Linked DNA regions of Homo sapiens: region 2 is linked to region 1. The links are chromatin contacts, found by Hi-C in ENCODE. All regions are on one chromosome and are shown on one strand. Each heading gives the region's core, a stretch centred on a gene start or an enhancer-like site at or near the end of the contact. The rest is flanking DNA. Distances are from core to core; before and after follow the strand shown. Region 1 overlaps MAD1L1 (mitotic arrest deficient 1 like 1). Region 2 overlaps MAD1L1 (mitotic arrest deficient 1 like 1).

Region 1 (2,728 bases), core at 8-2,507:
GCGGGCACATTTGCCTTCTGCCAGGGGACGATGTTCACCAGCGAACTTCTGCAAGGCCAGACTCCGGCGTCACCTCCAGATGAGGCCCCTCTTGGGCATCCCAACCCTCTCCAGTCCGGCGTCACCTCCAGAACAGGCCCCTCTTGGGCATCCCAACCGTCTCCAGTCTGGCGTCACCTCCAGATGAGGCCCCTCTTGGGCATCCCAACCCTCTCCAGTCCGGCGTCACCTCCAGATGAAGCCCCTCTTGGGCATCCTATCCCTCTCCCCTGGACTGGGTCTGAACCTCTGCGGCACACACACGCCTTTCCAGCTGCGGCCACCTTTGCAGGGCTGCTTCCCTCACTGTGTGAGCTGCCTGAAGGCAGGGGCTGGGCCTCACCTGTCCAACCCGCCCTCCATGCAGCTGCAGGGCAGAAGTGGTGGGAGTGGGCTGGGTTCCACATCCCCTCAGACACTTGTCGGGGGTCTGGGGGCTGACGGGAACCATGGCCAAACCCAGAAGTCTGCAGGAGTACACATAGCTGTCGGGATAGTTTCCTTCTGACCCAAAATCCTGAAGTGGGGGAAACTGGGGTGGCAGGGGTCCAGATGGCGGCAGGGGCCCTGCGTGCGGGTACAGACCCCAGAACCAGCCAGCTCCGTGTGTGTCAGCAGTGGAAACCGCAAGGCCAGCCCTGTCGACTGGATGAAGGATGGCCATCTGAGAGACAGACAGCAAATGGGGGCATGTGTGGCTCAAAAGGAAAACTTAACCTATCCTTTTGGGGAACATGAGCTGAGAAACTCTGGTAAAAGGAAGCAGTTGGGGTCAGAGGTGACTCCTCCTGTTTGGGTGAGGTGAGGCAGGCGGCAGGTGTGGGCACCAGGAGAGATAAGAATGGGTGGCCACTGCAGAGACTGCAGGCCCTGCACGGAGATGCCAGCCCACAGAGGGCAAGGGGTGCCCATCCTCTCACGGCTCCTCCTGGCACAGGCAGGGCTGCGGTCCCTGCCGCCGATGCATCAGAGCCACCGGGACCCTGTGCTCCCCATCCCTGCACCAGTGGGGGAACGGTCCTCAGAGCACTCCCCTCTCATCCCACCAGCTCCAGGCAGACCCAGCCTCACAGGCCCACAGCCAGGGCCCCTGTGCAGGCAGGGAGCCCACCGCGCACGCACCTCCCAGAGCCAGAAACACTCCAGAGGGAGCAGTGCCCCACAGCGATATCACAGCCGAGTCAAGACGTGACCACAGAACACGGCCACCTCATCTGTTTCCGGAAGCTTCCCTCCAGGAACATGCCCAGCAGCTGGTCCGTGGAGAGAGGCCTGGGGTGGCGGCGGCGAGGTCCTGGGAGACGTGGGGGCGGGGCTGTGTGGGCTCCGGCCGCTTTGCATGCCGCGTTCATGATTAATTTCCCACCGAGGCTTGCAGAACCTCAGCTCCCCGGCAGGCGAGCCCCCTCTGAGAAGAGGGAAGCCTTTCCAGAGCTCATCTTTTATTGACTGGGTCATTTTCGAGTCAATCTGTCTGCTTTCGGCAAGACGAGAGTTTTAAATCTCCTGTCTCTTTTCCCCTTTTGGAGATGTGGCAGTCTATGAAAACCTGCTAATGTAGGCAGCGAGGCCTCGGATTCCTATGTAATGAACTCTTCAGATAGCAGGAGACTCGGGAAGAGGACACGGAACTGCTCCAGTAATTGGAGCAGCCAGACACAGGGCTCTGGAAGGAGAGGGGCAAGGAGCAGGGTTCTGGGCGGGGTGGGTGCAGGGAGGACCCCTGAGTGCTGAGGAGCACTCCACCCGGAGGAAGCGGCCTGGGGTGGCGTGGGGTGGGGGATCCATCAGGGCAGACGGGCTCTGCATGAGGAGGAATCCGCGCGTGCACGCCCGGCCTGGAGAAGGGAACCGTCGGGGGAGGCTCTCTGAGGCCAAAGGCTTTACCTTCTGGGAGCTGTAGCGGCAGCCAGGCCCCTTGCTCCCCCAGGTCCTGGAGATGGCCCTGGCGTCCTGGGGGTTGGCGTGGGGTCAGCAACCTGGGACCTCGCAGGGGCTCTGGCTCTAGAAGTGGCGGGGAGGGGGAGCCCTCGGCTGACACCATGAGGATTTCATGATTTACAGCTGCTATGGGGGGAGGGAGAGCAGCCCCCAGTGGCCTCTCCCCCAGGACAAAGCTGAGGCTGAGAGGGAAGCAGCTGGTCGGGGACACAGCAGAGCCACTGGGGCTGCAATGCAGGCCGTCCGGATTCCGTGGGGAGTGGAGGGGAGGCTCCCTGGCTGCCTCCGCCATACAGACTTCACCCCTATGGGAAGAATCCTGCAGGAAACGCCACAGACTCAGTCATGCCCCCTCACAGTTCCTCCTGGGCCCTGCTTGGAGTCCTGGGTGGCCACGCTGGAGGGAACGCCCCATGTCCTGCTGGACGCCATGCTGGGGGGGGAGAGGGTAGACAAGCTCCCAGGGCAGCGTGGGCAGGTCTCCCCCCCCAGCACGCCTGTCCACCTCTCCTCTCCTGCAAGCCCAGGCACCGCGTCCAGGTCCCAGGCCCGACCCCACAATGGGGGACATACTCTCCACTCTGCCACACGCCCTCACTGGCTCTTCCCAGCCCCCTCCCCTGGCCAGTGCTGGCCTGGAGGCCTCAGGACCTGGGAGTCGGAAGGAGGAGATGGCGCTGTGATGGGTGGCAGGAGACCAGACAGGCATCAGCAAGCGGTGGCTATGCCTGGGCCCAGGACCGCACGT
Region 2 (2,713 bases), core at 47-2,546, 300 kb after region 1:
TGTTGTCTCCAGGTACAGTTTTACTTCCTCCTTTCCAGTCTGTCCATCTTTTCTTTTTGCTTCCCTAATTATACTGGTGAAGATCTCCAGTACAGTGCAACCAGGGGTGCAGGGAACAGACACCCTGCCTGGTCTCCATGTCAGGGATGCAGTCCGTCCACCTTGTATTATATCAGCTGGTTTTCTGCAGGTATCATTTAGCTGGTTGAGGAAGTTCTCTTCTCTTCCTAGCTTGCTGAGAACTTTAAATCACAAACGAGTCTTGGATTGTTACAAATGGTTGTGCTGTTCGCCTACAGAGATGGCCTGCACCCCCTTTCATTCTACTGAAACAGGTGATTTTCCAAAGAGAAGCAAGCATCCTGCATTCCCAGATGGGCTCCAGCCTCACGCCATCTTTCCCACTGGCCTCTCTGTATTACTCCTCCTCCCCCTCCTGTGCCCGAGGTCTTGCCGAGGATGACACGTACCTCAAAGGGTGTGTGCTGGCCTCCGCTTTCCTCACCCGTAAGTCACTCCCCGAGACAGACCATGCTCCTGGGAGACCAAGCTGATCACATCGCTGCCTCCAGACACACGCCTCGCACTGCTGCTAACTCCCTCAGCCCAACTTCCAGCACCCTAAGGATGAGGGTGTCCACACCACACTCCCGGCACTGGCATCCTGCCCTTCCCCACGTGTGTTCACGCAGGCTCATCCACACGCACTGTGTCCCTCCTTGCCTGTGACTTCAAAGTCGTAGAAACTAACATGCCCCCAGCCTGCGTGAACCCGTGTGCTGCACATGTCACATGTGCCCAGGCCTGTGTGACACATAAGGACCTCGTTCCACAGGGTCTTCCCATGGTTTCACTGACCCACCCCAGCCAGCCTGCCCAGCCTCCTCTCCTAAGACATAAGAAGCCCTACATGGGGAAGAGGGTGACCAGGCCACTCTCTCCTGGGGCTCAGCCAGGGTTTATCCAAGCCCGGGGCGAGGCCGAAGAGCCCTCTGAGGACTGCAGGACGTCAGCACCCTGTCCTTAGGGAAGGGCCCACACAAAGGACGTCTGACCTCAACGCCAGGAGCTCACAGCCCAGAGCCCACAGGCCTGAGGGCCCCAGGACACTGGTCAGAAACAAGGCAGGCATGGGACAGCCAGAAGCGCCCCCCTGAAGGCAGTCAGGAACAGTGGCCACAAGCCCCTCACATCCCCATCGACCAAAACCCCAGTGTCAGCAAGCAAGTCCCATGGTGGGAGAGCAGCGGTCCACTAGGCCAGAGAGACCCAAGGGAAGCTGCTGTGGGAAGGATCACCAAGGCGGGGGCACCACCTAGTGGCAGCAGCTCCTCCACACCCACGGGGCCTCGGGCCTCGGCAAGCCCCAAATCCCAGCAAAGCCTGGGCCCGAAGGCAAGCAGACGCCAGCCCACCCGGCACAGGCCCAGGGCACTCCCAGCCACAGAGCCCTCTGCTTCCAGGACATCTGATGTCACCTCAGGTCCCCACGGCTGAGAGGAGGGGATCCCCAAGCTCGCCCACAGAGGCACGCATGTCTCCACACAAGAACAGCAAATGCACTCAGCCCTCCCATGGGGGCCCCCGTGGCCCCAGCTTCTCACCACATCTGTGTCCCTGTCGCCGACTTCACCACCACATTCAATGCTGCCAGACACGGGAAATTCCTAAGAACTACCCCAAACCTGGTCCCTAAAAACAGAAAAGAAAGCCCAGTGCATCTCAGGTTTACCCAGAAATCCACTTTGGTTTTTGTTTTTGTTTTTTAGAGACAGGGACTCACTCAGTCACTGGAGTGCAGTGGTGCAATCACAGCTCCTCCTGGGCTCAGGTGATCCTCCCACCTTAGCCTCCTGAGTAGCTGGGACTACAGGTGCACACCACTGAGCACCGCTAATTTTTGTTTTGGTACACACGGGGTCTCAACTGCGTTCCCCAGGCTGATCTCAAACATCTAGGCTCGAGCAATCCCCCTGCGGCAGCCTCCCAAACCACTGGGACTACAGGTGTGAGCCACTGTGCGCAGCCAGAAATGCACACGTTTACCAAACCCTCCCGGTGATTCTAGGAGCCGTATTCGGGACCGCCAGCCCGCATTCCCGTGGACTCTCTAGGAGCCGTATTCGGGACCGCCAGCCCGCATTCCCGTGGACTCTCTAGGAGCCGTATTCGGGACCGCCAGCCCGCATTCCCGTGGACTCTCTAGGAGCCGTATTCGGGACCGCCAGCCCGCATTCCCGTGGACTGCGGCATGAGCACCACCCCACTGACGTCCAGCGTGAGTCACCCGAGATCACGGCCTGATGCAGAACCACACTCAGACACCCGCCCTGTGGAGCACAACACAAGGAGCAGCGGGGAGCCCTGAAGGGGCCCAGGCATGGCAGGCAACCCAGCACGTGAGGAAACCTGCCCTCTACCAGGCCCACAGCCAAGGCCAACGCAGGAGACTAGGGGTCGACCCCCACAGCGAGGACGGCTCCATCCACCTTCCTGGCCATCAGCCTCCGGCTGCTCAGAGAGGACGCTCGCACCAGCCCCTCTCCAACTCACAGGGCCCTCCACAAGTACACGATCACGTCGGATCTTCACACGCAGTTGGGGAGAAGAGCTCCGTGTCCCCCTTTCAATAAAGAGAACACTGGCCCAGAGCAGCGCAGTGACTTGACACAGGTCTTACTGTTGGTGGCGGGGGGCAGGGGGAGCCTTGAAT

Evidence for each region. A loop is a pair of places that touch in the nucleus more often than their neighbours do. Pooled maps may share reads with other maps.
Region 2: a loop to region 1 is called in a map of heart left ventricle, with 2.1 times the contacts of the local background. The contact joins two enhancer-like sites. A Hi-C loop is called at or near these places in 1 of 168 maps with a recorded cell type or tissue (heart left ventricle), 4 of 37 single-sample maps with no recorded cell type and 7 of 50 pooled maps.

What each region holds. Positions count from the first base shown.
Region 1 is chr7:1,911,559-1,914,286 of GRCh38, forward strand. The region is part of intron 17 of MAD1L1 (mitotic arrest deficient 1 like 1); the gene reads right to left. Among named protein-coding and RNA genes, the nearest start is that of MIR4655, 69 kb to the left of the region's middle. RefSeq lists enhancers at 79-579, 757-1,390, 1,391-2,024. Within about 2 kb of position 1,258, at least 2 of the 41 ENCODE cell types and tissues checked have a DNase peak (open chromatin) inside an H3K27ac peak, as active enhancers do.
Region 2 is chr7:2,208,343-2,211,055 of GRCh38, forward strand. All of the region lies in intron 10 of MAD1L1 (mitotic arrest deficient 1 like 1), which reads right to left. Among named protein-coding and RNA genes, the nearest start is that of MAD1L1, 23 kb to the right of the region's middle. RefSeq lists enhancers at 406-939, 1,435-1,584. Within about 2 kb of position 1,297, at least 2 of the 41 ENCODE cell types and tissues checked have a DNase peak (open chromatin) inside an H3K27ac peak, as active enhancers do.